2 separate regions of the Mus musculus genome follow, and region 1 is linked to region 2. Evidence: chromatin loops called from intact Hi-C (ENCODE). Cell type or tissue: gastrocnemius. All regions are shown on one strand. Links, peaks and the distances in the headings refer to the core of each region. The heading gives the core; the rest is flanking DNA.

What was found. Hi-C counts contacts between places; a loop is a spot of excess contacts. Peaks named below come from ENCODE experiments on the same cell type or tissue, not always from the same donor. Only the 100,000 strongest peaks of a DNase experiment are listed, where the experiment ranks them.
Region 1: it touches region 2 in a loop (6-fold over the local background); 11 of 42 quality-filtered maps call a loop at or near these places.

The regions. Positions count from the first base shown.
Region 1 is chr9:60,810,531-60,826,841 of GRCm38, reverse strand. All of the region lies in intron 1 of Uaca (uveal autoantigen with coiled-coil domains and ankyrin repeats), which reads right to left. Among named protein-coding and RNA genes, the nearest start is that of Uaca, 24 kb to the right of the region's middle. In gastrocnemius, for the core only: CTCF peaks have their summits at 4,361 (motif pointing right) and 7,271 (motif pointing left); a DNase peak (open chromatin) is centred at 7,259; H3K27ac peaks cover 3,420 bases.
Region 2 is chr9:60,750,282-60,766,592 of GRCm38, reverse strand. No RefSeq gene overlaps it. Among named protein-coding and RNA genes, the nearest start is that of 1700036A12Rik, 9.5 kb to the left of the region's middle. In gastrocnemius, for the core only: a CTCF peak has its summit at 10,144 (motif pointing left); DNase peaks (open chromatin) are centred at 6,791, 9,157, 9,496 and 10,143; H3K4me3 peaks cover 248 bases; H3K27ac peaks cover 3,852 bases.

The sequences.
Region 1 (16,311 bases), core at 4,146-12,145, 62 kb before region 2:
AAGAATGACTAGGAAAACAAGGGCTGCACAGCTGGCGTCTGTCTCAGCAGGACTCCTTGCTATGATTATTCCTTGCTCCTGATGCCCGCCTGATGCCCGCCTGATGCCCCACACCTCGCTCACCTATGCTGCCGCTGTATGCCCAGAAAGTGTGCTGTAGGACCCACCGGAACAAAGAGAGGGAAGAGAGATTATATTCTCTATCTTCTTTCTGACCAAGGCACAGAGACTTCATCCCACAGTACTGACTCTCTCTACGTCAGACAGGCGGGAGGGTGGTTCGGTGCTTGCCCGCCATCATTCGGATCTTAGTTCAGATCTCAGAGTTCAGGTAAAACAGCAGGGAAGGCAGCACACCGGCATCCAAGTGCTGCACAAAGACAAGGTCCCTGGGACTCCATGGTGCATCAGCCAAACCTGTGAGCTCAAGCTCCGGTGACAGACATTGCCTCTAAGAATGGGGTAGATGCTGTCTTAGCTGGGGTGGCTGTGTCTGTGATAAAACACCGTGACCAAAGCAACTTAGGGAGAAGGAGTTTATTTCAGCTTCGCATCACAGACCATCACTGAGGAAAGTCGGGGTAGGGACTCAAACAGGGCGGGAACCTAGAGGCGGGAACAAATGCAGAGAACATAAAGGAGAGAAGCTTATTGGTTTGCTCCTTGTGGCCTGCTCAGCCTGCTTTCTCATAGCATGCAGGACCATCTGCCTGGGGGTGGCATGGCCCCGGGAGACAGGCCTTCCCACAATCCATCAAGACAATACCCCACGGACTTGCCTACACGCAAACTGTATTATGAAGGCATTTTTTTTCAATGGTGGTTCTCCTTTTTCTGATAAGTCAACATAAAACTAGCCAGCACAGAGAGCAACTGAGGACGATATCTGATATCAACCTCCGGCCTCCACTCACGCCAACAGGCATGTATGTACGTACATGCACATGGACACCTACATGTACACATACATAGGAATAAATACAAAAATATCAAAGACAAAAATGATGATGACTTAAATGACAAGCCTGACCTCTTCTGGGTCGCAAGCGGCCACGGAATCTGGAATAACATACTTATAAAGAACTGGAATCAAGAGAAAGCAACGCTCTGCCAAGAGTTCTGGCCTCCCAGCGCGATTCTATTCTAGGCTGTTGCTTGAATACCAGACTCTCCACCTCTCCCTTAGACAGACATGTGCTCCTTTATTAGCACTGTCTGGTCTTCAAAAAAAGTTTATTAAAAAAATAGAGAGAGCAGCCAGGCTGGTGCACAGGCCTGTAATCCTAGCTTCTTAGAGGCTGGCCAGGTGGATCACAAGTTCAAGGTCAGCGGGGGCTACAGGGTGAACTTAAGGCTAGCTGGGGCAACTTAGTTAGACTACACTTTAAAACAAAAGGTAGAAAGAGGGCTGGAGACATGGCTTAGTGGTAGAGCACTTAATTAGGGCATGGGAGGCCCTTGGATCAAAACAAGGAGATTGGCAGGGGGACCAATCAAGCCTGGAAGGTACCTGTCTTAGTCAGGGTGACTGCTGCTGTGATAAGACACTGTACTGGCTAGTTTTGTGTCAACTTGACACAGCTGGAGTTATCACAGAGAAAGGAGCTTCAGTTGAGGAAATGCCTCCATGAGATCCAACTGTAAAGCATTTTCTCAATTAGTGATCAAGGGGGAAAGGCCCCTTGTGGGTGGAACCATCTCTGGCCTGGCAGTCTTGGTTCTATAAGAGAGCAGGCTGAGCAAGCCAGGGGAAGCAAGCCAGTAAAGAACATCCCTCCATGGCCTCTGCATCAGCTCCTGCTTTCTGATCTGCTTGAGTTCCAGTCCTGACTTCCTTGGTGATGAACAGCAGTATGGAAGTGTAAGCTGAATAAATCCTTTCCTCCCCAAGTGCTTCTTGGTCATGATGTTTGTGCAGGAATGGAAACCCTGACTAAGACAGACACCAGAACTACTTGGGGAGGAAAGGTTTATTCAGCATGTGCTTCCACATCACTGTCCATCATCAACAGAAGTGAGGATGGAAACTCAAGCAGGGCAGGAACCTGGAGGCAGGAGCTGACACAGAGGCCATAAAGGGATGTTGCTTACTGGCTTGCTCTCCTGGCTTTGCTCAGCCTGCTTTCTTACAGAACGAAGAATCGCCAACATCGAAGGTGGCCCCAGTCACAGTGGGTCAATCACCAATCAGCAACATGTCCTAGCGGCTTGCCCACAACCTGTCTTCTGGAGGCATCTTCTCAGTTGACGCTCCCTCTTTCCTGATGACTCTGGCTTGTGTGAAGCTGACATAAAGTTAGCCAGCAAACTACCTCTTCAATTCAAACACATGTCTTTGTTTCTTTACTTATTTCACCTCTCCAAAAGAAAATACACTGAATTCCAAGGCAACTGCTCTCACACATCCCAAACATAACAAACTAGGGTATACAAGAACAGAGCTCTCGGGCAGCTCAGATCTTAGTGTACCCTTCAAACCTTTAGCAATTGATAATTAAAAAATGTAAACTCCCAAATATTTTCAGGAAAAGTATCCAAATTACAGTTTTTTAAAATGTCTAAATACTATGACTAATTTTTTTTTAATATAGAGGTAAAAACCAAGGAGGGACTTTTAAAAGCTTCTGCCCCTACACACACAAGACAACAAGGATACTTGAAACATTTTGACAAATGTTTTTGCCAGCTTCAAAAACACCAAAGGCAAAACACACATACTAGCTAAAGAGCCTCAAGCTAGAGCACACACAGGGAAAACAGCCCATTGCTACTCTAATCCTTTCATAAGCTGAGTTTTTTTTGGAAGGGTTTGCAAACAACAATGAAATATAAATACGGTCCCAAGAACTCAAAAGACTGTTCAAGAGTCAAGCAGAGGGCCTGGAGAGATGGATCTGTAATGAAGATCCCGCTCGACTCTTGCAGAGGACCCAAGACAGGAAGCTCATATACACCCTCTTCTGGACTCCATGGACATTGCACTCACATGCACATACCCATTTTTAGATCACATGCAAGCATAATCAAAAATAAATTCTGTCACTAAAGAAGAATGAAGCTGAAAACAAGCCTTATAATTCCAGCCAACATTTTTTTTTAATCTAAAATGAGAAACACTAAAAGCTTCACAGGAAAGGAGACGGTTGTAAGAAAGTGGTGGGTTTTTCCCCCCCTCACACATCAAGTTGGTATTTCTACACAAATACTTAACTCTTCCCAAATAGCTGTTTTAGGGAGGACCTGTCCCAGGGAGTCTTAGTATAAGCCTCACACATAGACCTGGTGTGTGACCAGGGCTGGGATGAGAGCTTTATCAGTACAGTGTCTGCTGTGGCTCAGATCCCCAGCACCCATATCAAAGAACAAGGCCTGGTGCTGTGTCTGTCATCCAGGGCTGGGGACCTTGAGCTCATTGGCCATCCTGTGTAGAAAATTGGCGAACAACAGATTCAGCAAGAGACAGTTTCAAAACACTAAAGAAGTGAATGAGGTTAGTGCCTTGATGCCCACCCCTGACTTCCACATGCATATGCACCTCCACACATGTGTACAAATACATATATACACACATACATTCACAAAAAACCCACATATAAACACATATATAAAACACATACATTCACATTTATAAACACATAAAAATGAAAGGGCATGGCCTGCTGTCATATTTACATCTATCTTTTAAAAATGTAGCATCCATCACAGCTTGTTGTCTGAGAAACACTTCTAAGTGCACACACAAGGGCCACACCCTGAGACCTGTGAACCCTTAGTTTGGGTTCTATTGCTTTTTCTTCCCTAGTAAACGAGCTCTAAGGAAACCAGTTCATCACCAGTGGTGGGTGGTGACACAGACTTGTTTCCCTCCCCTCTGGTAAGCTAATCCCTTTGCAGAGTGACTTCCAGCTCCTCCCATGGGGCCTGGCACACACTTCCTCATCCATGGAGTGTGAGCTGGCCTGGGAACTTGTTTGACTTGACCAACAGAATGCAGCAGAGGTAACCTGTGGGACTGTAAGGTGAGGCCTCAGGAGACCTGCGCTGACCACTGTGGCTCTCTGAGAAGATCACTGGCTCACTGGACGGGGCTGGAGCCTTGAGGATACTCGATCATGAAAGAAAAGGAGCCCGGCCATGCAGCCGCCCAGCCAAGCAAGCACTTCACAGTGCCACCATGTTAGGTCCTCTAGTCCTAGTGGTCCCACTCCACTAATGTAGCCACAAGAGTGCCCTGGAGCAACACAACAACCATGGATCAGACTGCAGACTAAGCACTCACCTACAGATTCAGTCGCATATAAAGTAGTTGTTTTAAGTCTCCTGTGGAAGCCAGCAGAGGGCATCAGATTTCCTGGTGATGGAGTTACAGGCAATTATGAGCACCACCACCCTGGGTGCTGGGCAACCAACTCAGGCCCCCTGTTCCGCTGGTGTTTACACTTAACCACTGAGCCATCTCTCCAGTCCCACCGCCAACCACTTTATTGTCTTAAAAGAAGAAGGCAGGCAGCAGGCACAGTTCAATAGTTATTTCTAATAATACATGATGCTGATAAAATTGAAATGAAGGATTACTTCTCTCTCTTTCCCCAAAGGTGCACAGGTAATTCTCACCTGCTCCATGGCAACCCTTCAGAGATTGACAAATTTCTTTGTGAAAGGTTGGGCAATGTTTTGAGCTTAGCAGACAAACACATTCTCGGCTGCAGCTTCTCTACTCTGCCACCGTAGAATAGAAACAGCCACAGACAGAATGTGTAGCTATTTGAATGTTCCCCACAGGCTAAGAGATTGGAACACTTGGTTCCCAGTTGATGCACTGTTGCGGGAGGTTTAGGTGGTTCAGCCTTGCTAGAGGAGTGCCACACTGGAGGTGGGCTTTGAGATTAACAGCCCTGGGCCATTTCTATCGCTCTTTCTGCTTTGTGCTTGCAGTTCACCACCGGAGCTCTCAGATTCCTGCTTCTGCTACCATGCTGGCTATTAGCTAGCTTGCCTCTGCTCTCCCACAATGGAGGAATGCACGGCAGCACACAGGCAGACCAGTTGCTGGAGAAGTTGAGAGTTCTGCATCCAGATCCACAGGCTGCAGGAAGAGAGAAACCCTGGGCCTGGTTTGGGCCCATTTCCTCCAACAAGGCCATGACTCCTAATCCTTTCTAATAGTGCCACTCCCTAAGCATTCAAATATAGGAGCCTCTGAAGGCCATTCTTATTCAAACTACCACAGGGTCTTAGCCGTTCTGCGAAGAATCCAAAGCCTACCTGAACTGGAAAATGGTGATAATCCTCCTGTATTAGGGGGTTAGCAAAGTTGATTAGCACAGAGATAAATAAATCAAAGGGAAAGGGGTAAACTGGGTAAATGCAGGTTCTTTAAAGGGTAAATCAGTCTGATTGGTTGCTAGAAGAGTGGCCCTGGCCAAAATTAACCTAAGATTTCCCAGATGGTTAGTGTCAGTCATCAAGAACAAAAGCTATGAGACTGGCCTCTGGGCATGTCTGTTGAGGGGCATCCTAATCAATTGATTAAGTTGGGAAGACTTGCCCACTGTGGGTGGCACCACTCCCTGGGCAGGAGACCCTAAGCTGTGTAAGGAGAAAGCAAGCTGAGCACTCCCATGCAGACTAGCATCCATCACTCGCTTCTGACTGTGGACATAGGGATGTAACAAGACTAGCTGCTTCCGGCTCCTGGTGCCTTGACTCCCCTACCACGAAGGGCAGTAATATCCTTGAACTGTAAGTGAACATAAACCTCTTCTCCTTTAAATTGCTTTCGTCAGTGTATTTTATCACAGCGGCAGGAAAGAAAACTAAGACCGTCAGCGTTTACTGAGGCAGCACCTCACGCAGCTCTCAACCATAACCAAGACAGTTTATTACCATCTTCATTCTGCCCATGAAAAGAATCTTGCAGTCGCTCAGTGACTATCCGCATTGCACAGTTGCCAATGCCAGCTAAAACTCCAGCCCTGGGCTAGCCCTGAAGTACCTTTTTTCCTATGTCATACTGTCAAAAAAAAAAAAAAAAAAAAAAAAAAGGGTAAAGATTTACTAATTGGTTATAAAAGTGAGGCTGGAGAGATGGTCAGGATAAAGCCCTTGCCAGGCAAGCATTAGAACCCAGTCAGGTAGGTGTGATGATGGCCTGTCTAGAGACTACAGAGTCCTAGGGTGAGCTGGCTAGCTGATGGGAAAGCCTTGGCCAAAGACCTTACATCAGCAAATGAAGAGGGACAGGAAGACACCCAAGTCAATCTTTAGCCTTTTCAGGCATGCATGTGTGTCCTGCCCCCCCCCCACCCCACCCCCCCACACACAAATACACTATGAACAAACACACAAAGTAGACAGGAGAATATTTATACCTAAAACTCAGTTCTAAGGCTGAATTCTGTTGAATAAACATATTATTCATCAGATTTTTTATACTCCAATTGTTCTTATAGATGCAACAGCCAAGAGTCTAAAACAATATACCTTTGTTCTCTACTCAGTAAATCTGAAGTTTTTGCCACAGAAATTCAGGCTCTGCAAATTCATACAAGTTATGTCTTCAGTATAACTTTTTAAAATGCAAAACAAAAAATTTAAGGCAAATTAATGATGAATCAAAACAATGGGTGATGCATCTCAGGCACTTTAAACACCACAGCAGTCATTCGGAAGCTTCCACACCCCTTTCTAAACTACACGCAGGGGGAATTTTGTTCTACAACGGTGTGTTCACGGTAGGAAAAAAAGCAAATACTAAATAAAATACTAATATATGTTCTAAACAAGATGGGAGAGAGGCAAAAAAGGGAAGAAGAAAAATCACCATGAAAACCATTCTATTGGGAGCTGGAGAGATGGCTCAGCAGTTAAGAACGTGGAAGCTGTTGCAGCAGATCCTTTCAGTTTCCAGCACCCACATCAAGCGGCTCACAACTGTCCACAATTCTAGCTCCAGAGAGAACTGATGCCTCTGGCTTCTGTGGGCACTGCACTCACATGTACATGCCCAAACTTGGATACATACACATAATTAAAAATAAATCTTTTTAAAAAGATCATATTAATGTTCTTTTTTGTTACTGATATTTACAGAGTTTGTAATACCTAGATACACATTAAATCTTTAACTAAAAATGGAACCATAATATGTATATATTTCGCTTAAGTAATTATTCTTAATATAACTTCAACAGAAGTGCTGATAAATACTACCAATATGAAAACTGCCAAGGCTTTTATTAAAATATCAACCTCTCTGGCTCCCTCTGGTGGCCACTACAAGAAATCTGGTCTTTGCCTTGGGGTAAAAAACAAAAAACAACAACAAACAAACAAAATGATCCAACCAAGACTAGTTTTTGTTACTACAGGACATATGAATAAATTATTTGGGTACATAGTTTGGGCAGACAATGTACAACAGACACTTTCCAAATGAATCTCCTTATTATCCAACATAACAGGATACAATAACTGGACCAAGCTGTGTCCTGCAGAGAAGAATCTCTAAGAGTGCAGGAATCTAAACACATATCCTTGAAAAGCACTAGATTATCCTTCTGAGTGGTGCACATAGTGTGCTTCTTATAATAAATGTTCAGCTGAGACGTGCTTCATAGCTGCGCTGGGGTGTTCCCTTCAGAGTCTACTGATCTGCATGGAATCAGCGGCAGGCAGTTCCACCTATAGGGTTGCAGACCCCTTTAGCTCCTTGGGTACTTTCTCTAGCTCCTCCATTGGGGGCCCTGTGATCCATCCAATAGCTGACTGTGAGCATCCACTTCTGTGTTTGCTAGGCCCCGGCATAGTCTCACAAGAGAGAGCTCTATCTGGGTCCTTTCAGCAAAATCTTGCTAGTATATGCAATGGTGTCAGCGTTTGGAAGCTGATTATGGGATGGATCCCCGGATATGGCAGTCTCTAGATGGTCCATCCTTTTGTCACAGCTCCAAACATTGTCTCTGTAACTCCTTCCATGGGTGTTTTGTTCCCAATTCTAAGAAGGGGCCTAGCTCAGAGCTTCGTGGAAGGGGCGTGGTCTGCACTAATTCCAACCGAGGCATACCCACGACTGCCTCAAATGTGGTCATTATACAGTTAACACTTCCCCCATACAGCAAGCATTCCCCAGCAGACAGCAGTCGGGCACCAAATAACTTTTCTCTGCTTGTTTAAACAGTGACTCCTGAGAGACGGAGGTGGCTCAGTGGATAAAGCACTTGCTGTTTAAGCATGAGGACCTGAGTTCAGATCCCCAGAACCCAAGTAAAAGGCCAGAGAGGTGTGCCTTCTACCTATAATCCCAGCACTCCAGAGACCGAAACAAGGGACTGCCCCGGGGAAAGCTGACTAGACCTGGGAACTTCCTAGCTTGGGGAGAGACTGTGACTCAGTAAATAAACAGAGTGATCAAAAGAGATACCCAGTGTCAGCTTTGGTCCTCGGCCTGCATGCATATGCACGTACATCCCAAGCACATATAACCAGACATACACACTCACATCACATGCACATATACATGTGTTTGAGAAAGGAGACCTAAGACGCACAATTTAAAAACCCTCAAGATTCCCCGCACTTCTTTCACAATAAAGGGCTGCTAGGATAATTGATAATCTTAACTGATGGATTTTTAGCAAATTTAATAACTTTGAAATAGTAATTGTTTCCCCCCACACGCTGCAGTGAGGTATAGAATAGCTAAGAAGTTTCCCTTGTGATATTAAAGGATATTAAATTTCTAAATACAGTTGCTATTTGATTATGATAGAATTGGACTTCCCTAGGGAATCATCTTGTTCAGCTACAGGAACTAGCCTGTGGACCTCGCCACTGGAAAAGCAGATCAGTCAATCTTAGTTAGCGCTGATTCCTGTGACGAAGCCTTCCCTGGCTCCTGAAAGTCAGTCAGTAATACAAGAAACACAGAGTCCTATAAATTGTCACAGGGAACACCCACTGCCAACAAGTTGTGTGAGGCAGCAGACAACACTTCATGGAGGAAATCACCACCCTTCACACTGTCCTTCCAGCCGGAACAAGGACCTCTGTGGGAGGCTAAGTCAGCAGTCTCCATGCAGAGGGATGGACCCTGACCTGACTTAAGATACTTCCTGAATTATCCTTTAACCCAGAAATGGGGACACAACTGGGTGTACCTGGAGGAAATGACAGGGGTGTTCAGGACATATATTGGGTACTCTGACACCAGCCATGCAGAGATAGAGAAGGGAAGATGGAGGAGCGACCACGCCTCCGTCAGGGTCACTTTACAGCCTTGACTGACATACTGCCATTGTTCTGGCCCCCCCCCCATGCCAAGCTTCCTCCTCCACTGGGAGACTCTAGATGGAGGTACCACACACCCGCCAGCTATTCGGGTCTCATTATATAGTAATAAGATGAACTTTAACGTATCAGCAAAATTTCAGCGAGACTCTGTACCTCAAAACACAGTCAGGGTTGAGTCTGATTAAACGAAACTGAAGTGAACTTACTGAGGTGGCAAAAGGTCTTCTCCTAGTGGTCACGGGTGTCACCTAATAAAACTTTTTACAAACTTATGAGAAGCAGAGAAAACTGAAAATCTTAAGTAGTACTGACTTTTCTCAACAGCTAAAAGCAGATTCTCTACCGTTTGTTCTCTTAACCATTTAAGTAAACCTCTCTAAAATTCAGATCTTAAAAGTATAGATTCACTCGGTAGTTTCTCCAGTATGTCCCCCTTCAGTTGGCTTCGGTTTCCTTTTCAGTTGGACTAGGGATAAGGCCATAGAGCCTGGAGCATTGGACAGCTACTCACACCCTCTCCTTTAATATATGAACCCTCCACAAAATGATGTAACATGGAGTTCACAGCTGCAAGGTGTGGGATAAGAAGTCTGTTTTCCTTAGACTCTGGGTGATTATAGGTGTGAGCTACCATGCCTGGACTTTCTTTTACTTCAAGGTTAAGGAAAATGTTTAATAATGAACATATCTAATTTCTAGACGGTTGTATATTTTTATATTGTTACCTATCTGAACCAGTAGATCCATAGCTTCCATATATTCCAGGACCCTGGGACCCAGTGCCCTGGCAGACTGGGGAAGTGCTGTTAGAATGTATTTGTGTTAGCTGCTAATATACATTAAATTAGAGTTGCTTGCTGTTCCTTTAGACTTCACACCAAAGATGGGAAATGAGTTTTTAAATAAATTTGTGTGTATATTATTTTTAATCACTATCTCTACTGTTTTCTTTACTTCAAGTGCAAGTATATGGAAATATGCAAATGAACACTTTAAAAATAGCCTAGAGTAAAACCAGCATATTATCAAACGGCAATAAGGATGGTGACTGCTCATATCGTTTTCCAGTTCTGCATTCTGGACTACATTAATGGCTGATTTCCCTGGCCCTGCTTCTCCCTTGTCTCCTCCACAGGTTAATTCTGCACACTCTATAATGTTTTCTTTTTATAAAAATTTTTAGATGGATTTAATTTTTGCCCGCATGTATGTGCACCATGTGTGCCTAGTATAGATGGAAGAGCTGATGGAATTAGGACTATGGATAACTATGAGCCACACAGAGGTTCTCGGAATGGGACCCAGATCCTCTGCAAGAGCAACAATGGCTCTAAACAGTTGAGCTATCTCTCTAGACTTGGAGAATGTTTGCTTAAACCTAACTCAAACCATGCAACTTCTGGTGGCTAATATTCTTGTCTCTAATATTTACCTAAATCTCAAAAGTAAAATGTTTACACAAACTCAAATTGTAGATTTCTTTATTTAAGCTTTAGTGTGTGTGTGTGTGTGTGTGTGTGTGTGTGTGTGTGTGTGTGTGTGGCTTTAATTCATAAGCTTGATGCAAAAGTGAGGAAAGATAGGGCTCTCCTCTTCAGAGCACAGTAGTATTTCTTCCCTAAGCATCGTCCTCTTAAGGAGTATCCTCGATTCTAAGCAGTCAGAAGCAACCACAAGAGCGTACCTCCCAGGTTACAACCAACCTAGCAAAACTATAAGACAGCCTCACTACTTAAATGAAACAAAGAATTTTCTTGGAGGTACACATGACCACACCCTGAAGTGTCTGTAATGGGTCCAAAGTGCAGTTCCTGTCTCTTCCTAACTCAGCCTCACCCATAACGACCAGAGGTTCCCACAGCTAAAACGCAATCAGTGCAGAGCAATCGGGGAAACCTTCCTTCAACTTCTCTGCTGTACACAGGGAAAGGCCATGACCAACCATGACCAGCAAAGCTGACCCTAAGCTGCAGTGACAACCGTGACAACAGATAGAGGCCCTTTAACCCCTCCACGAAATGACCGACTCGAAATGACCCTCTCCACCTATACCCCTACACGGAACCTCTTTTTAAAATGGTTACAGGCCTGTGCATCCCCCTTACCAACACTGGGCAAAACCAGGGGCTGGAGAGATGGCTCGGTAGATGAAGGAACTGCAACGAAGCCTGAAGACCTGGGTTCTGTCTTCAGGACCCACGTGGTGGAGGCAGAAAGCCAGCCTGTGTGAGTTGCCTACTGACATGTGTTGCGTGAGCACATATACATACGCAGAAAATAGGTTTTATTAATGCACTAAAATGTGTTTACAGATATTTCATTGGTAGATTAGTGAACTGGCCCATGTTCTAAAATGCAAGGTTTTTATTACCTACAGATTTTGACACCAATTATCATATTAATAATTAAACAAAATTAAGTCAACCACAAAGTATCTTCATATCTACATCTAGCAAGTATTTCATGCCTATCAATATGTATTTTCCTATTAATTACTCTCTCAATAAAATTCCTAGCATCATATAAATGTTTATTATACCAACAAAAGTCTATTTTAATTACAAATGTGTTATAACAAAGAAATAACGTCTTTGTATTTTTTTAAGACCTGCTTCACCCTGTCTGATGATTATCTGTGAATCTGTTCCAGGTCACTGCTTGCATGCAATATTCTCCTGACTCTTTTAGAGTTATGACTGCACCTTCTTCTATCCCGATTTTCTGACATTTTCTTTACATATATATACACATATATATATATATGTACATATACATATATACACATACATATATATTTGCATAAAAGCTCCCCATATTATTTTCTATACTACATAACAAATCACTACAAATATGTAACTTCACAGTCCTGTAGGCAGTCTGGGCAGGGCTGACCACACTCTGCCTCAGGTCTGATCTCCCCGAGGCTAAAAAGGCAAGGTGAGACTGAGCGTCTGTACAGAAGAATCCACCCAGGGTAACTTGGCTGCTGGCAGAACACATTTCCTTGCAATTACAGAACTGAGGTCTTTGTTTCTTTACCAGCTGTGACCAAGGAAACTCTCCCAGCCACTAAAGGCCATCAACATTCCAGGCTCCGTGGTCCCTGCCATTATCAACCAGTAAGAGTAGGACAATCCTTCTTGACCTTCTCATCTCCCAGGCTTGGAGATCTATTTTGAGGCAGAGAAGACCAGACTGCTTTTTTTACATGGAAAAAAATTATTTACTTATTTGTGCGAGCGTGCATGTGTGTGTGCGCGAGTGCACACTTACATGTGCAAATGAGTTTATGTACAGGGTCTTCTGGAAAAGCAATAAATGCCCTTTCTTAACCACCGAGCCATCTCTCCATCCCCTGAACTGCTTTTAAAGTGGTTGGTGTAGTTAGAAAAGACCCAACTGACTAATATCTCTTTGTGCTGCATTGAAGCTGTTGTGGTGGACCAGAGGGGCTCGACTCTCCCTAGGACATAGGAGCAGAGTTGGGTACTGGGAAATGCTTCGAATCTTGTGTTTATGTTGGGCTCTCTCTAAGTCTTTAAGTCCCTATCATGCTTTTCTTCTCTGTCTTTTGTTTTCCACGAATGAGCAAATTTGCTAAGTATGAGCCAATCAGGCTTTTAGATAGCATCCGATCCACTCTTCCCATCCACCGGTCAGCCTACCTGTCAGCCTGACCCTCAGGGCAGCGTGGGTGATCTGAACGTAGTGATGACACTTTGACAACATTCCTGCTGCAAGGACCACGGCAAATGACGTCCTGACTCCTCCTCCAGAGGCCTCACCCGAGTCATAACCAAGCCAGACCACCAGAGAAGCTTGGGAAGGGAGCACCAGGCAAAGCAAGCCCTGGTGAACTACAGATAACCCCGACTATTCTCCCTCCTGCAGGAGGGGAGGGCTTCCTGACCAGGAGGACAGCGATTGGTGCTTCATTTGCATGCCCCACCCATGCAGGGCCTCGGGTTTCTCTCCAGGCTGTTTTGTTCTGTTTTGTGTTTTGTTTTGTTTTTGAGTCAACAGGTAGACACCCTCCCAGGCTGTCCTAGATATTACAACATTCCACCCCAAAAAGGGTTTCTGTGGAATGATTTTTTTCTTGCCTACTTGTGACTGTTCTCCTAAACAGTGCAGACCAAGCCAGTAACACCAGGCAGGTGAGCAGCAGAGGCAATGGCTGAGACAGGGAGTCAGCCTGGGCAGAGACGGGAAAAGGACAGTCGAATACAAAGCAGACAAGTGGCAGAGTCCAGACTGCCAAAGGCAGGGTGATAAAACACAGGCTGTAGCAGCCGGAAGGCTCTGAAGAGCTACAAAGTCTTGAAAGCCAGAGATCCAGCACTGGTAGCTTAGGGATGTCCTAAGGTTCCAACATTCAAAGCCAAGAGCTGAAATGTTAGCTGGTATGGACTAATGCTGCTGATAACGGCTACATACATATAGCTGGGCATTTCAGTGGTTCCCAAGAACTAGCTCCTGGCAATTGTCATGCCTCAAACCAGCACCCAGAGCCATAAGTGAAAGTCGGTAGTTTCAATGCTTAGAACTACCTTTCTCTGAGCCTGTCAGCCCCATTCCATAAGCCTTCATCTTTAATATGAGTAGAGCTAAGAGACCTGAGCCTCTCACGGGGAACAAAGTGACCAGGAACCTTCGCTAGGCATAGCCATCAGCACATTTCCTCATCTTATTCTAGGTCCTGCCCATTATCCATCACCTCTGCATCACACCCTAGAGGCTGCAGTCACAAAGCTCAAAGGTCACCTAGCCACTGCACTAGAAAAATCACAAGGTCCCTTCAAATCATAAGATTATAAACATTTAATAAATATATATTAAAAAGAAAATCTAATGTATTGGAAAGGAATAGACTGATCTGAAGTTAAAGGGTGCTGGGGCAAATAGGAATATAACATACATTTATTTATGTATCTATTTACATTTTATTTATTTATTTATTTATTTATTTATTTATTTATTATTTATTTATTTATTTAAGTCAAGGCCTCATGTAGTTCAGGCCAGACCCAAATGCACTGTGTAGCGGTGGGTGGCTTAGAATTTCTGATGCTGGGGTTACAGATGTGCACCATAGCACTAGAATTATACAGTGCTAGGGATCCAACCCAGGGCTTTATACATGGTAGGCAAGCACTCTAAAACTGAGCTGCATCTCATAGCCCCAGTAGGGGTGTGTGTGTGTGTGTGTGTGTGTGTGTGTGTGTGTGTGTGTGTGTGTGTACACCAACTGTCTGGTCACAGGTTGAATATCTGGGGGATATGAAGCATAACTGTGAAGGTGAAGTTTACTGACACTTGAGGGAAAGGCCAGTTCCACAAAACTCTGACCAGAAATTTTAAGGTCCACAAAACAAAATATTTTGAATCATTGGCGGCTAATTTGTCAACCACTCTTGTCATGTATCAGGACTGGATTGGCTCAGTTCTGAAAGTAGAGATCGGGGCTCACACCCCGAGGTAAAGATGAAATTTGCTGCTTAGACGCAGAAGAAAAAAAAAAGGTCTCCAGATTTTAGTTCAAATGGCTTTTCATGATAGTTCCACGAGTGGAGAATTGTCCGATTTTTGTTTCTCTGCAGTGTAGGGTTGAGTGGCTAGCTGAACAAAGCGTGCTTGATAGGGAAGATCTTCATAAAGGTGACAGGGGGCACAGTTTTCCCTCCGCTAACCTTTAGCACAGAGTAGAACACTGTGACGAAGGGTTTCATACTTAGGGCCGTCTGAATGTCACATTCCTTGTGGCATTCATAGCTGTCAATGTGTTCTTTCAACTGGCTGATGTGAATGGGTACAATCGCCTCGTTTTATTGAGAACGACGAGTCATTGGAACAACTCATAGGTTTGCCAATGTTTAAGTTATAGTTACTTCAAAAGGAATAATTCCAGCAAAGATTTTAAGCTTTTTTTTTTTCTTTTAAAATCTCAATCCTTTGCTGCCCACTGCAGGGTTATTCCTGGGAACTCCTGTTAGCCCCCTTGTCGACTGCCCCTCTCTGGATCTAGTGCCAGCATGGCTTGGCATTAGTAGTTTTTCTTGGTTTTGCTCACTGGCTGCTCTGACTAGAGGTGAACGTGCTGATGGCTGTAATGGTATTCATGGTCTACTATGTACTGGTTTTGTGTAGCATCTATTTACCACCCACTGTATACCAGGTGTTGGTGGTGATTTGAGTTAAATTCCAGCACCCACATCGTGGCTTACCACTGCCCTATCTCTGAAGCACTCATGTGGTATATGCATTCATATACATAAATCTTTAAAAAGCTGGGGTAATAGAATTTATATAAAAGGAAATTCTATTTTTAAAAATCCTACTTAAATAAACCAACAGAAAATGTAATTCTGTTAGCTAAAATTATAAACTAGAAAATGTATTTTAATGGTTAAAATATGAGATGCAATAATCTAATTTCCAGAATCATACGAGCTATTCTGAATAGTTCAATAGTTTTTTTGTAGCTATTTGAAAATAATATTATATCCTTAAAACTCATTAACTTTAAAATAATTTTTAAAAAAGCTTTAGACATTTAAAGACATGGGCTGAGTTTTTTTTTTTTATATTCCCTAGACTACACTCATGCACGCACGCATGCATGAATGCATGCACACACGAAAGCTAAGTAGTGCTATGCACATGTCTAGCCCCAGTGCTGGAGGAGGGCAGGCAGTTTGCTGGCCCAGTCCAGTTGAATCTTTGAGTTCTAAGTTCACTGAGGGACCCTGAACCAAAATACAAGTGGGTAATCACACAGGGAGACAGACACCCAACATAGATCTCTGGCCCCCACAGGCGCACATACATGAAAATATATTATCGCACCACACAAACGCACACATACAAGTCAGCCCACACACAGGAAAGCATTTACTTATCACAGCGCAAAGAGTCAGAGCCACGGAGTACGGCGTTGCTATGGCTGTCAGGCAGCAGTTTCCTAGGGAGTCCATCTGAAGTTTCATGTCATTCGGCTGCAGGAATTCACTCTGGAGTAAT
Region 2 (16,311 bases), core at 5,456-13,455:
ACAGGCATGCAGTTCTTCCAGCCATAGGCTGTGGGGTTTTGAGAAAGTAGCTTTCCCTCTCTGGTCCCAGCTTTTAAATCTTAAAGAAGAGCCACCATCATCTTTCTCTGGCTTCTCTGTTGCTCCGTCTCTCATTCTATATGATTCTCCTGGTGTGGTTCTGAGAAGTTGTTTGTGATTTTTTTTCACAGTGTTTAGCGTTGCAGAATCTTATAAGCAGATTCCCAGCAACTGACCCCATGTTATTTCTCTAAAGAGACATCCAGTCAAGCTTTGTCTTCAACGCTGTTAAAATGGGAAACATAAAGGCACACACTAATGTACTGGGGGGGAGGGGAGACAGAAGGGTCACTGGGACAATGGGACACTGGGACGTGGCAGGATACCATTTTAAAAAGTAATGGAGAAAGAGACTGAGGAAGATACTTGGTGCTGACCTCTGCCCTTTGCACGTTTGCTGGCACACGCATGCGTACACGCACACATACATGCACACACACACACAAATATATATACTCACACAAATATATACTCATATAAAATAAACAAACAAGCTAACAGATCTGTTGCCTCCCACTACCAGCACAAGGGCCTGGACTTCCACAGATAGCAGTCTTTCCTGGTTTAATGGCTCACTCCATCCAAACTGGCCCTTGATGGTGCTTTGGACTTCTCTGCTGTACCACATTTTCTTTGAGTGATACTGACCCTCTCTCTTCCAGCTCAGAGAACCTGGCTGGTTCATTCACAGGATAGAAGCTGACCCTGCAAAGAGCCTGTGGAGAATGGGCTGAGAATCTTCTCCTAGAGGTGTTTGATGTTTCCTCATGCATGTGGAAACTCAGGAAAGCAAGGTTAAAGGTGGCTGTCAGTGAAACTACAAGGTGGGAAGAAGAAAACTCAGGAAGAGCTTGGAGGCAGCCCTTCTAGCCCTGGGTAGCATGCATTCCTCCTATTCGTGGTGAGCCAGGCCCTGGAATCAGAAAGTCAGAGCTCTGCTTCCTACCTTGTCACTCACTGAGGAAGTAAGTCCCTACTCTGAGCCTCAGCTTCCCTGTCTGTTGCATCCTGTCCAGCTACAAAAGGCTAGCAGGGTGATCTGATAAGGACATGAGTAGACTTCACAAGAAGGCCCAAGAGCAGCATTAGCAGGGGTCGTCAGCATTAGTAGGAGTCGTGGCTGTGTATCTCTGTCATCACTCTAGAGAGGCTTTTGGGTGGTAAGTATTTGACCTCTGAACTTTCACTCTGGATTGAAGCAGCTGTAGGTGGCAGGAATGTGGGGAGGGAGGAAATATCAGAGTCAGCAGGCATGAGCCTCCAATTCAGGCTTGGCCAGGCTTCCAGAAGAAGGGGGGAAAAAAAAAAAACCTCAAGTAGCTCTTTGTGGAGCCTACACTTCTCTGATTGTTTTGAGTGTCTTAGAGTCTGAGGAAAAACCTGGAAGGACTTAACACCAGGGAAGCCATGGGTAATTTACTGAGCTTCAACTGCATAAAGCAACCTGAGCAAGAGCCAGGATAAATGGTCTGACTCCATAGCCTTTATCTAGCAAACACATAGACAAGGACACAGACACACTAGAATCATTTTATCCATAGGCTCCTGGACAGGGTTTCTATGTGTTTGGGGAGTCTTTCTCTTCCCTTCCCAGCACATCAGAGCCTTTTCAGTCTCCAGAGGTCTTCCCAATGAATTGATTTTCTTGTGCTCACCATCAAGCTGGTCCTGGTTCATACTAAATACTTAGGGAGTTTCTGATATGATAAATAACATCCTGAGTGGGATATACTGTTACATCGTGGCTTCCAATGAGCCATGCCTTCCTCAGTGCCTGTTCTTGTGCTACCCTTTATATATAAATGCTGGACTTTGCCACATGATTTGCTTTGGCCAATGAGACCTTTGTAAACATGGGGAGGGGGAGCAGGAGCTAGAAAAATATTTATCCACTGGGATATTCCATGTGACAAAGATAGTCAACAGACAGCTCTAAAGACCAGTCATGTGAGAGACCATTTGACATCCTCTAGTTGCCATAGAGATGTCTGATGGTTGGGGCCAGGTAACATCCGCAAAAGAATCTCCTAGCCCAGCAATAGGCTTCCCTTAGAATTACAAGCAAACTAGCAGGCCTGGAACACTTAGTGGCGGCGAAGGTGGGAAGACTGAGTTGAAGGCTAGCCTGGACTACTGTCTTAGTTAGGGTTTTACTGCTGTGAACAGATACCATGATCAAGGCAAGTCTTACAAAGTACAACATTTAATTGGGGCTGGCTTACAGGTTCAGAGGTTCAGTCTATCATTATCATAGTGGGAGCATGGCAGTATCTAGACAGGCATGATGCAGGAGCAGCTGAGAATTCTACATCTTCAACTGAAGGCTGCTAGCAGAATACTGGCTTCCAGGCAGCTAGGATAAGGGTTGGAAAGCCGATGACCACAGTGACACACCTACTCCAACAAGGCCACTCCTCCTAATAGCGCCACTCCCTGGTCTAAGCATATACAAACCATTACTGCTATGGAAATAAATTTTGACTGAAAAGCAAACAAACAAACATGAACAACCCCAATTATAGTTTTAAGCCACAGACACTTGGTATGTTATATAATAATAGATCATTGAGACACCACTCCTGTAAAAAACATGAGATCATATGTATGTGTGTGTGTGTGCTTGCATGTGTGCATGCGTGCATGTGCATGCATACTCAGTACCTATAGAAACCAGAAGATGTCATTGGATCTCCAGGAGCTGGAGTTATAGGTGGTTGTGAGCATGGGTGCTGGTATCTAAACTTGGGTTTTCTGGTAAAAGCAGTAAATGTTATTAGCCACTGAGCAACCTCTCCAACACCTTGGAGGGTTTTCTTGAGAAGAGCTTATAGGCCAAGTAATAGAAAAGAAAGCTATGATTCATTAAAGGATGACCTGAAGTAGTGGCAGTGTTCATGCCAAATCTTTCTCATCTTTGTTCCATGTTATCAACTAGACAGAAGCCAATTAATAAGGAAAGCAAAATTGTTAAATGGAAGAGGGCTAGTTGGTAATTGGCGTTCCCAGTGAGTGAGGCCACACTTCCTAGGAGCCATGAAGGTGAAGGCAGATCTCTATGAGAAGATTCAACCAGACATTGTTTATGTCACTGGGGAACACAGCTATGTATTAAAGAGACTCCTCCCCCAATTTATTATTCTGCTTAGTTCTTCAGGATGCCTGAAGACTACACGAGTTGTTATCTATGGTGAAAGATCTGGTCCTCAACCTTCTAGATCAGGAGAATCATCATGTTTGTACACCTTGAACTATTAGGAACAAACTCCCAGGAAGCACACTTCTCAAAACAAACAAACAAACAAACAAACAAAAAACTAACGGCAAAATCAAAGAGAGGGCTATCCTGGAGCAGTTCTTATCTGTTCCTCAGAGTAGATGACTCATCAAAAATGGCAGATCTCTCAAAGAGGGTGGAATGAGAAGGAAACAGAGTTCAAGGGAATGTTCCATCTGATCAGAATATCCGTGTGGAATATCTCTGTTCCTCTGCAGTGTCCTTTTCAGCAGTGGGGAGTCTCTGGCTACATTGTGGAACTTCTCTCCTCTGAGGATAACTCAGCCATTCTGACCATATGAGGACCTTGTCTCTTCTGCTGTCTCTGTAGCGTCCACACCTTCTGGGGGACAGGCTGTCTTAGATGGGGTTACTGCTGCTGTGATGGAACATCATGACCCATGAAAGTTGGGGAGTGCAGTGGTTTGAATATACTTGGCCCAGGAAGTGGCATTATTAAGAGATGTGGCCTTCTTGGAGTAGGTGTGGCATTGCTGGAGGAAGTGTGTCACTGTGGGAGTGGGCAATCAGACCCTCCTTCTAACCACATGAGTAACTTTTGGACAAACTTTTGGGAGATAGTCTTCTCCTAGCTTTTTTGGATGAAGACGTAGAACTCTCAGCAACTCCTGCACCATGTCTGCCTGGATGCTGCCATGCTCCTGCCTTGATGACAATGGAATGAACCTCTGAGCCTATAAGTCTACCCTAATTGAATGTTGTCCTTCTAAGAGTTGCCTCAGTCATGGTGTCTGTTCACAGCAGTAAAACCCTAACTAAGATAGGGAGGAAAGGATTTATTTGGCTTGCTATTCCACATCACACAGTTTATCATTAAAGGAAGTCAGAACAGAAACTCAAGCATGGCAGTAACCTGGAGGCAGGAGCTGATGCAGAGGCCATGAAGGGATGCTGCTTACTGGCTTGCTCAGCTTGACCACTGGTCCAAGGATGACACCATCCAAAATGGTTTGAGCTCTCCCATACCACCCAGTAATTAAGAAATGCCCAAGAGCTGGACCTTATAGAGGAATTCTCTCAATTGGGGTTCCTTCCTTTCAGATAACTCTAACTTCTGTCAAGTTGACCTAAAACTAGCCACACAGGTGCTTTGCCAGACATGTGGCCATTTTTCTGTTCAGAAACACTGTGGGGAATCCCCCATAATCAGAGTTTCATTATCCCAAGTCCCTGATTACCCATCTCCTTCCTGATTCCTAAGGTGTTCTACCCCTTTGGGGATTGACACAATGTGTTTGATTTGAATCACTAGATGCAGGTCATTTGCAAGATTAATTTACAAAAGCATGGGCTCTCACCTGCTTTGGGCTACGGACAAACGTTCCTTGATAAATGAAGCAACAGCTCACCTCACCCTAGCAACCCCTAGTAACTTTCTAGCACCCCCTTTCTGTAATCAGACACAGCCTGGAACTAGGGAAGTACACCTATCCAAACTTGGGCTGGTTTGGGGCATATGTACAGTAAAGTAACCTGTGTCCTTTTTTGTTAAAAATTAAAGGAAAACCCCTACAAACCACCTTATATATACCTACAAATGAGTAAAATCAGACACATTATGGGAAATGACATGCACAATGATCAAAGACTTACATAACTCAATTGTATCAATCAAAACAGAAAACCAACCATATCTTATCCCTAGGAACCAACTCTTTATCCTCCTGGATCCATAAAATGGAGCCAGAGATGTAAATAGAGGCTCTTGAACACCCTTGCTGGAAGCACTCTGCCTCCTTGGGTTGTATGTAGTACATGCTTTCACCTTGCCCTTAAACAAAACCCCTTGCTACTACGCTATTTGTGTGAGTCTTAGTCATCTCATGTTTCTGTAATAAAATACCCTGACAAAAGCAAGTAAAGGGGGGGGGGGGAGGGATTATCTGGCTCATAATTCTAGGTTGTAGTTCATCATTTGTGGAGAAGTAGGGTGACAGAAACTTAAAACAGCTAGTCATATTTGCTCCTCAGTCAAGAGCAGAGAGAAAGGAATTAATGCATGGACACTAGTGCTCAGCTAAATGCCACTCTCACACAGTTCAGAATCCTCTGCCTAGGGAATGTTGCCACCCACAGTGGGCAGATCTTTTTACCTCAATTAACATAATCAACATAACATCTGCCCATAGGTGTGCCCACAGGCTAACTTGATCTAGACCAGTGGTTCTCAACCTCTAGGGTGGTGATCCCTTTGGAGGTCAAACAACCCTTTCACAGGGGTCAGATATCAGATATCCTGCATGTCAGATATTTACCTTGCAATTCGTAACAGTAGCAAAATTAAATTATGATCATGAAGTATCAGTTAAAGTAAGTATGGTTGGGGGTCACCACACTGTGATGTTGCAGCATTAGGAAGGTTGAGAACAACTGGTCTAGACAATCCTTCATTGAGATTCTTTTCCAGGATAATTCTAGATTCTGTTAAGCTGACAATGAACAGTGACCATCCCAGAGATTTTCTTCAATTCTCAGAATAAGATGCTAAGAACCTGGAAACATTCTGTCCAGTGACCACTGGTAATACATACACCCTGCCATCCATCCATCCGTCCATCCGTCTGTCCGTCTGTCTGTCCATCCATCCATCCATCCATCCATCCATCCATCCACCCATTGATCCAAAACTTACTCATCCTGTGTCATGTACTTAGTCAGTCAGTCTGATTGCACTCAGTCGATGCTTTCAGAGAGTCTCAGAGGTGATAAAGGATTCAGGAATCCAGGTGAGAGATCAAGCTGGACAAGTTGAGGGCAGAAATATGGATTGGCAGAGCAGAGGTGAGAGGGGAGGAGAGATAGTTTGGTGCATTCAGAGATTCTCAGAGATGATAACGGATTCAGGAATTCAGGTGAGAGAGCAGAACCTGGACTCTCTGAGGGAAGAAGTGAGGACTGGTGGGACAGAGGTGAGAGGGAAGGGGAGGCTGGTTACAGAGAAGAAGGAATGTTGAAGATAGAAAATAGATTTAGTGGCTACCTTGTCGGTGGACATTAGAGAAGGAAGAGAGCACAATAGTGCTCACAGTTATTAGCAACTGAGCATTTATTAGTGTTGGAGCCATGATTATCAATACCTGGCATTTATCATCCACTTTCAGAATGCCAGGCATCGTTCTAGATACCTTATGGACAGAACCTCATTATTCCTCACAACCTAGTGGGGTGGATGCCACTGTGACTGCATTTCAGATGAAGAAATGGAGTCAAAGGGAGTTAAGTAGGTTGTTCTAGGTGAGGCAGCTAGTAAGCGGCAAGGGAGGGGTGACTCTTGGGTGTCCAGTTCACTGCCAAGTGGGTGCCTCCTTTTTCAGACACAGGAAGTGAAGGGAGAAGATACACAAAACAGATGTGCAACGTGAGATGCCTGGCCTCACGCTGGGAAGAGCCGGGAAGGCAGTGTGTGCCTAGGCAGGAGGCCAAGGAGAGTAACTGCACTGGAAATATCGGTTTGGACACCAGCAGCTTGGCTATGTAGGGGGCAGAAAACATGGGCTGAGGACAGAATGTCAAGGACAGAGTCAAGGACAGGATCTGGGAAAAATCCCAAGAGCAAAAGGGCTGTGGATGAAATGGAGCCAGATACAGCTCGTGGGAAGGAGGAGCGGCTGCAAGACTAAGACAGGTACCAGGAGCAAGCACGTGGAAGCACAGTCTGGGAGAAGGGAAAGGCTCTCTACAAGGGAACAATGTTGCCTGTGTCAGAAACACGCCAAGGGATGGATTCACTGGCAAGAGCTGCATAGCAGCCGCTGTAAGTGTACACTTGGGGCCTGGAGGCCTCCTGCTCCTGGAGCCCCTGGGTCAGGGACCACACTGGGGCAACCGAAGCTCAGTGCTTCATGAACATGCAGATTCCTGGGGCCTATTCCTGAGACTTGAATTTATAAGGGGTGGAGCTGCGGCCCAGGAATCTGAATCTTTAACAAGGTAAGGCCCCGAAGATGGTATTTCTTTCCCCGCACCTGCTCCAGATTCTGGCTTCTTGTTAAATGATCCGTGCTCTCTGCTTTGGGAGATCAGCATGTGAGCGGCCAACCTTTTCAGTTCATGCCTTCCCCCAGGGCCTTGGACAACCATATCCAAAGACAACAATGAGCAAAATCTCTGTCTCTATCTGTCTGTCTCTTTCTTACAGATACAGAGAGAGAGAGAGAAAGAGAGAGAGAGAGAGAGAGAGAGAGAGAGAGAGAGAGAGAATATCAAAGAGAAAGCCACTTGCTTCCAAAATAAGCACACATCTACATAGCACCCTAAATGTACCCATTCTCTTCTGATCCCTGAAGCAAAGCCAAACTGGTCCTGGTTAGGTCTGGGATGGGAGAAATGGACCCAAGTAAGTGCCTATAAACACAGCCAACCCAACCAAAGAGTAGGAAAACAGAACGGTAAGATGGCTCTAAGCCACTAGAGTCAATATAAGTATATTTATTCTTAGTGTGTAGGGGACACAGAGGTGACAGCTGAGAACCATATGGAAAGAACAAGAGCTGGAGATGTGGGCAGAACCTGACGGACCATCCGAGACCGGTGGTAGAGTTACACTGGCCCAGCCATGGAACATCTTCCACATACACTAGGAATTTGGACTTCAAGTCTTGAAGAAATGGAGAGCCTGTGTGGTTTTGAAGTAGGAACTGTGTATTGTATTTTAGAGAGCTCAGGAGATCAGCTGTGGGAAGCTGGAAACCTCTCCGTCTCCTGTGGCATCCAGCAGAGGGATCTCCATCAGAGAGAGCACCCTGGCGTGTACCTGGCACTGGCAGACGCAGGTCTTGGAGTTTGTCTCTTCTAAGCTGTGGAAGCTGAAGACTGTAGTGTGGGAATAAACCATGGGGTATGAGGAGGGGCATGGGAGGAGGGGAAGACACACTCAATGCAATTCCTCAAATGGGGGGAGGAAGGGGGGCGCATTCCTTTCCTTATCTAAATATGTATTTAAAATAATCACAGAAAATAAAGTTGAGCTTTTGCAAGCTGGGTTAAGGGAGGCGAGCTAGAAATGCACAAAACCCAGCAAAGTAGGAAAAATAAGCAGAGGAGAAAAGAATATAAAAACAGGAAGTCTGCAGGCAGCAATTCCCCATGAGGTCATCGGCAAAGGCCCCAGAGGTTGATTCTCTGCAGGCCACAGGGTGTGGAAAGAAAAGCAGGAACCGTCTCTCAGAGCCCTGGGCACTAGGACAGGTCAGAACACGGTCAACGCTGGAGGCAGCTGGAAAATGTGAAAGCCATTTGTCCATGGGATGGGTGTGGGGGTGGTCTTCAGGCTGCCCAGCCCCAGTGGGAGGAGTGGAGTGGGAAACAGGGAACTGATAGCTAAAGCTGTGACCCGGGTCTGGGTCTAACTGAGGTGACTGAGTATGGCTAGGGAGGCCTCCAAGAAAGTGTGGTCTGGGGACATACTAATGACACCCAGCTATGATGTCAGTAGGACCTGAGACCAGGTAAAAAGTGGGTTCTATTTGCTTGTTGTTTTGTTGTTGTTTTTAATTTATAGCAAACTATTGTCCTGACAGCCAAGCTCAGAGCCTGCGTGACTGTGACCACTCAGAGAGGCATTTTTGCCCCCTCATACATGGGATGTCAGTGGTGGCTCTGACGTGAAGGGTCATGGAGGCACAGGGGACTAAAAGTGGGGGGAAAAGCTGGGGGTCCTGTGAGAGTGTGCCAAAGGACGAGCTTGGTGAAGTTCCCCACGTGCCACTCACGTGACTCTTTCTTTGGAGATAGGGTCTCTCATTGGCCCAAAGCTCAAAGCTCAGCAAGTATAATAGCTGGTGAGCTCCACCCCCACCCCATTCCTAACCCATCTGTTTATCCATCCCCAGTGATGAGATTATAAGGCGCCCGGCCTGGCTTTTTCACTTGAGTGCCAGGGTGAGGTAGTTCCCTCTCTTTGTGTGTTTCATCTCTCTCTCTCTCTCTCTCTCTCTCTCTCTCTCTCTGTGTGTGTGTGTGTGTGTGTGTGTGTGTGGTATATGCGTAAGTATAAGTGCAGGTATGTGCTCCTGTGCAGATCTTAAAGGAAGGCACTGGGTGTCTTATCTCCCACTTTCTGCATCACTGCTCCAAAGAGTCTGTCACTGAGCCAGAGGCTCAGGATTTCATTACACTCCATCCATCTCCCACAGTGGCGGGGCTCCAGTCCCGTGCAGCACGCCCAGCTGTCTCCTGAGTGTGCTGATTCAAACTCAGGACCTCGTGCTCACTTGGCTCTCTCTGTCTCTTATCTACTGTGAGGCAGAGAGCCTCCTGCACACACCCCTGCTGCCATGAGGTGCTGCCCAGGGTCTCGGAGGCCCAGCCACCACCACAGAGGAGTCTTCTGAAGCCAAGATGAATCGGCAAAACGCCCCAACCCTGGCATCTATGTCTCCTCCAAGTCTGTTTCCCTGTCACCCATTTGGTGGGAAGGTATGGAGAACTATCTGGAAATGTAAATATTCTTGGCAGGGACTTGTTTGCATAGCAACCGAATGGGACCACTTACTATCTTTGCGGACAAAATATTTTAGTCCTCAGGCCAAGTCTAACTTCCCAGGAGTCAGTGAGCACACAGAGGTCAAGCAAGAGGCTTTGCTGCTCTCAAGTTTTTCCAATTACTTTGAGTGTTTATGATTCATCTACCTAATAAGATAAAGGGCCAAAATAAAACCAAGAAAAAAATGACACCTTTGCTCCTTTTTCCATCTCCAGGTTCAAGTACTCTTTCACCTTTTCTTTCGAAAAGTCCAGGCCTGAGCATTGCTCTAGTGTGACCTTCGATGTTTCGCCACCTGGTGGTCTCAGTGGTAACTGCATGTTCATGCTTCAACATCCCGTGTTTGTGGAGTGTCCACTGTGTATCAGGCACTACACAGTGGTAACTGTACTTACTCACTTCATATTCATATTAAATATAAGGTTCTGCCTGTGTGGTTAGACGCTCACCATGGATTAGTATCAAATGCACTACAGATACCCCGTAGCTGCTGTTATAGGAACCCATGAGCATCGTGACCAAAGTTACTTGAGGAGGCAAGGGTTTATTTGACTTTCACATCACAGTCCATCGCTGAGGAGAGTCAGGGATGGAGCTAAGCAGGAACCTGGAGTGAACAGAAACCATGGTGGAATGCTTCTTACTGGCTTTCCCCCTCTGGCTTGTGCTCAGCTTGTTTTCTTATACAACCCACCTACCTAGGGAATGGTACCACCCAGAGTGGGCTGGGTGTTCATAAACAATTATCAACCAACAGTTCCTACAGGCCAATCTGATGGAGGTAATTTCTCAATTGAGATCCCCCTCTTCCCAGGTGTGTCAACGTGACAAGCAAGATGAGCTGTCACCACAGCCTGAGTCAGACACCATCCTGTTTGTTGCCATTATAACTGGACAAATTTCCCTGCACACATGCAAACAAAACCAGATATCTGCACCTTCACCACATGGAGACAGAAACTTAGAAATAGCAGGCCCCATCTTCTGAGAACTTCAATAGTTTTCATGTTCCCAGAGAGTTTCTGAGCAGTGCTATTATTAAGGAAGACAGGGCTGGGGAAGATGGCTCAATGGGTAAGGACCCACATTCAAGCCCTAACACCCACATACAAAGCCAGGCATGGTGGTGCATGCCTGTAACCCCATTGCTAGAAGGCAAGAGTTAGTGGCAGCAGACTCTAGGTGCTTGCTGGTCAGCCAGTTTAGCTGAACCAGGGAGCTTCAGTTTCTCTGAGACACCCTGCCTCAGAAAATAAAGTGGAGAAGCAGTTGAGGGAAACACCTGAAACTGACCATTGACCTCTTGCTGTGTGTGTTCACATATGCAGATAAATGTTCACATTTAGCATGTATATGTATGCATATAGAAGTCTGGGGACAACCTCAGCTGTCATTTCTCAGTAGTCATATATGGTATGTATGTATGTATGTATGTATGTATTATGTATGTATAGGATCTCTATTTTTTAACTAGGCTAGACTATCTGGCCAGCAAGCCCAAATGTTTTGTCTGTTTCTACCTCCCCAGTAACACCACACCATGCCTGTGAGGGGAAGGGGGGTGGATGGGTGGATGGATGGATGGATGGATGGATGGGTGGGTGGATGGATGGATGGAGGGATGGGTGGATGGATGGATGGAGGGGTGGACGGAGGGAGGGGGAGGGGAGGGATGTACCCATGGAGGCCAGCAGAGGCTGTCAGATGCTCTACTTTATTACTCTTCACTTTACCCCCTTAAAACAGGGAGCTCACTATTTTGGGCTAGGCCGGTTGGCCAGCAAGCTCCTGGTTTAGACCTGTCTCGGCCTCATAGCACTAGAGTGACAGGTACATGTGGCCACACCCAGGTCTTTTACATGGCTACTGGGGATTTGAACTCAGGTCTAGCAAATGATCTCAGCCACTGAACCAGCCCCTCAGTCCCCCACCCAGCTCTGGACATGGTTTCTGAGGATCCAGCCCAGGGAAGCACCTTGAGGACAGACACACAGTTAGTGGGTGACACGGTCCAATCATAGCGTTCTAAAGAGAATGTGTATTAAGGAGACTGTCCTTTTGTGACTGGGTTACCTCACTCAGGATGATATTTTCTAGTTCCATCCATTTGCCTAAGAATTTCATAAATTCATTGTTTGCAATAGCCGAATAGTACTCCATTGTGTAAATGTACCACATTTTCTGTATCCATTCCTCTGTCGAGGGACACCTGGGTTCTTTCCAGCTCCTGGCTACTATAAATAAGGCTGTGATGAGCATAGTGGAGCAGGTGTCCTTATTACATGTTGAAGCATCTTCTGGGTATATGCCCAGGAGTGGCATTGCTGGATCTTCCGGTAGTACTATGTCCAACTTTCAGAGGAACCACCGAACTGATTTCCAGAGTGGTTGTACCAGCTTGCAATCCCACCAGCAATGGAGGAGTGTTCCTCTTTCTCCACAACCTCGCCAGCATCTGCTGTCACATGCTGTCACAAAAGAACACACATGGTATGCACTCACTGATAAGTAGATATTAGCCCAGAAGCTTGGAATACCCAAGATACAATTCACAAACCACATGAAACACAAGAAGGAAGATCAAAGTGTGGATACTTCAATCATTCTTAGAAAGGGGAACAAAACACCCATGGAAGGAGATACAGAGACAAAGTGTGGAACAGAGATGGACAGAATGACCATCCAGACACCTGGGGATCCATCCCATATACAATCACCAAACCCAGACACTTTGTGGATGCCAACAAGTGCTTGCTGACAGGAGCCTGATATAGCTGACTCCGGGGAGGCTCCACCATTGCCTGACAAATACAGAGGTGGATGGTCACAGCCTACCATTGGACTGAGTGCAGGGTCCCCAATGAAGGAGCTAGAGAAAGGACCCAAGGAGCTGAAGGGGTTAGCAGCCCCATAGGAGGAACAACAATATGAACTAACCAGTATCCCAGAGTTCCCAGGGGCTAAACCACCAACCAAAGAATACACATGGTGGGACTCATGGCTCTAGCTGCATATGTAGCAGAGGATGGCCTAGTTGGTCATCAATGGGAGGAGAGGCCCTTGGTCCTGTGAAGACTCAATGCCCCAATGTAGGGGAACGCCAGAGCCAGGAAACGGGAGTGGGTGGGTAGGTGGGCAGGGGGAGTGGGGAGGGGATCGGGCATTTTCAGAGGGGAAATCAGGAATGAGAACAACATTTGAATGTAAATAAAGTAAATGTCTAATTTTTTTTTTAAAGGAGACTGTCTGTCTAAGTGGAAGACAGGCAGAAGGTCAAGGGCACATCGTGTGTGCCCTGTCACTCACACCACTGCCTGCAGTTTTCCTTGTGAGCACCAGAAGCCTGGCCTCGGCTGCTCAGGCAAACCCTCTCCGTGTGCACTGGAGCATCCTTTAGCAGCTCGAGAAGTTACACATTCTCTCTTGAGAGAGCATGGGAAGAGAATGGCCCCATGGTGGCCTTCCCTGTACATACACAGGAAAGGCATGGGCTGCTGGGGGTGGCTCACCTAGTTGTGGTCCACACAGAACCCAAAGCTTCTGGAAGAAAACAGAATGTAGAGGGAGACAAGCCAGGGAAACTGGGAAGGGGTGGGATGGGGTGGGAGCAACCCTCCTTCCAAGTGCAGAGGGACATGGCCCCGTAAGAGAAAGGAAAAGCTGGCATTTAAGCCTCACAATAAACTGCCCTGCCACTGTAAGAGAGAAGGCCAGCCCGGAGCATGGCTTCTGCTTAGTTTAGTTTGGGTAGCAGTGCCACATTCAAGCAGAGACATGAGGTCCTATTTATAAAACCTCTTATAAACAAGGGATAATATTTAATACAGTTGGGAAGCCTGTGGTGATGGCTCAGCAGTTAAGAGTACTTGCTGCTTGCTCTCCTGGAGGGCTCAAGTTCAGTTCCCAGCACTCACATTGGCAGCTCACAACCACCTGTCACTCCAACTCCAAAATATCTGATGCCCTCTTCTAGCCTCTGAAGGCACTACATTCATGTGCACACATCCACATAGTTAAAAATGAAATCTTAATGAATGGTCCCCAAGGCCTGTGTAGGCAGGCAAGAGTTCTACCACTGAGTTACACCCCAGCCCAGAAGGCAGACAGCTAAGAACAAGGTTCCAACACACAGAAGAGTAAGTCAGTATGATATAATATCCTGGTTTTTCACTTACACCTGAGGAAACTAAGACCCAGAGAGTGGGGATGACCACCGATGGGACCACTGAGATCACTGTGGCTGGAACCTGCTTCTCTTGACCCCCAACTCAGAGCCTATTTGTATTTTCAGTTTTCCCAGGTGTCTCCCTGACCCTGGGAATGTGAACATTGGCTCTAGTGAACACATGGAAGACAACTCGTGGGAAACTCGGAGGAACGCACCAGCCTTTTATGGGGTTTTCTCGAGCCAGTTAAAGATAAGTTTTATTATCTCCCTGTCTCTCTCTCTCTCTCTCCCTCTCTTTTTGTAGAAGAGCAATTACCAGTGTCAGTGCAAACAGGGGGTTGGGTCTCCGAGTTAGAATTCCCTGCTTTGTTTGTGCCTATCCTGACTACAGGCCTGTGTGGGCTGGGTGTATCGAATGATTTCCCTTGAAAGAAGACCTTGAAACGGAGCGCCTGCCTTGGCTCTGGGCCTCAGGCTGATGACTCCAGGGGGCCAAGCCCTAGACCCTTCACTGACAAGACGTTGGTTGTCCATAGTCCAGGTGACCAGGGTGCCTCTGAAGAGAAGAAACAGAGCAGGAAAGAGGTGTGGAATTTTCCCAGAAATCTGACTCAAGAAAGGGGTAGTGCAGACGTCTGCTCTCGAGCTGGAAGATCTTTTACCAGCACGAAGGATGTCTGTGTGGCCATTTATTCACCAACGATTCAACCAACGATTCAACGATTCAACCAAAACCCTGGCGATTTTGTGTGGCTGTAATTATGTGAACACATGTATACATGTATGTGTTCCTATGTGCAGCACATGTATTTGTGAGAAGGCCATAGGTCAACCTCGAGTGTCCGTCCTCAGGTGACATCCATATATTTTGAGACTGTCTCTCAGTAGCTTGAAGATCTCCAAGTATGGTGAGCAGGCTGGCCAGGAGTCCCAGGCTCAGCTTTTAAAAAGGTTTTCTTTCTCTTTTTAATTTTTCTATTTATGTGTATGAGTGTTCGGCACGTCTGTGCACCATGTGTGTGCCGTACAGTGGCTGGAAGAGCAAGTTGGATTCCCTAGAACTGGAGCTACAAATGGCTGTGAGCCTCTATATGGGTGCTGGGAATCCAACCCAGGTCCTGTGCCATGTTGTCTGGTACTCTTAACCACAGAGCCATCTTTCCAGCCACTTGGCTTTTTTTCTTTTCTGTTCCCCTGCTAACCCGTAGGCCCAGCAAAATACCTCACTGACTGTCCAGTCTTCCCCACTGTAGCAGCCACCGCCCAGCCACCTGCTCAAAGCCACAAGGCATCCAACAGTCTGACCACGCTCACTCTGCAGTGTTTTCTGAGGTACTGCCCTGTCAGGGAGGCTCCATGCCTCTCTTTAAGCCTCATTTGTTCCCTGGCTATGGGAAGGCATAGGGACTGGCCCCGGGGAAGTGTTCAAACTTGCCCTGTGCCTGTGTTTATAGCAACAGGGGCCCGCTGGGAACTGGCAGCAGGCTGGCACTAGAGTTCCTGTGGTCTGGATCACCTCACCCTGTACCCAAGACCCTCTGAAAAGCCTGGAGACACCACGTTTGTTTATCCCAACACAGAAGGTCGAGTACACCCATTTCTGAGAACTTCTGTCTATGCGACTCTGAAATTAGCCAAACAAGGAAATTCTAACCACTAGGCAAAACCATCCTGGCAAAGCAAGGCAGTTTCCCTCCGTCCCTCCCAGGACTCCATCCAGCCTCAATTTTCCTATTAACTGGACTTCTTTTTGGAGCACAATTGTGGTGTTTTTCTGCTTAACCATATTTTTTTAAATGAAGAAATATTTCTCTCTTCTTCACATGGTAGCCAGAAAGGTCTTTGGGAAGCAGGTTCTTTGTCCAGTGTTTGCAGGGTCCCCCATGGGCTGGATCTGTGCACCTCTCAACTCTTACTGGGTGACCTCTCTTCCCCAAGCTCTTCAAACTCTATTCAGACCGGTATTTGACATATTCACCAGGTTCTTTCGGGACATGTAGAGATGGGTAAGATTGCACACACACCCAGAACCTTGCACATCCACCACCACCACCACCACCACCACCACCACCATCATCAGCTTTGATGCTCCGCTGCTGTAACATTCCTCCACTCCCAGGTACTCAACACCACCAGCCCACAAAACTATTCTACTGCCCTCAGCTCCTGTTATGACCCGTTCTTGTTCCTCCTCTGGCATCAGATCTATTCTCTGCTTCTAAAACTTTGCTCTTTCCAGATAGCTGTATAAGGGCAATCATGCAACTGATGAAAATATCTATGTGTGTGGTATGTATACATGAG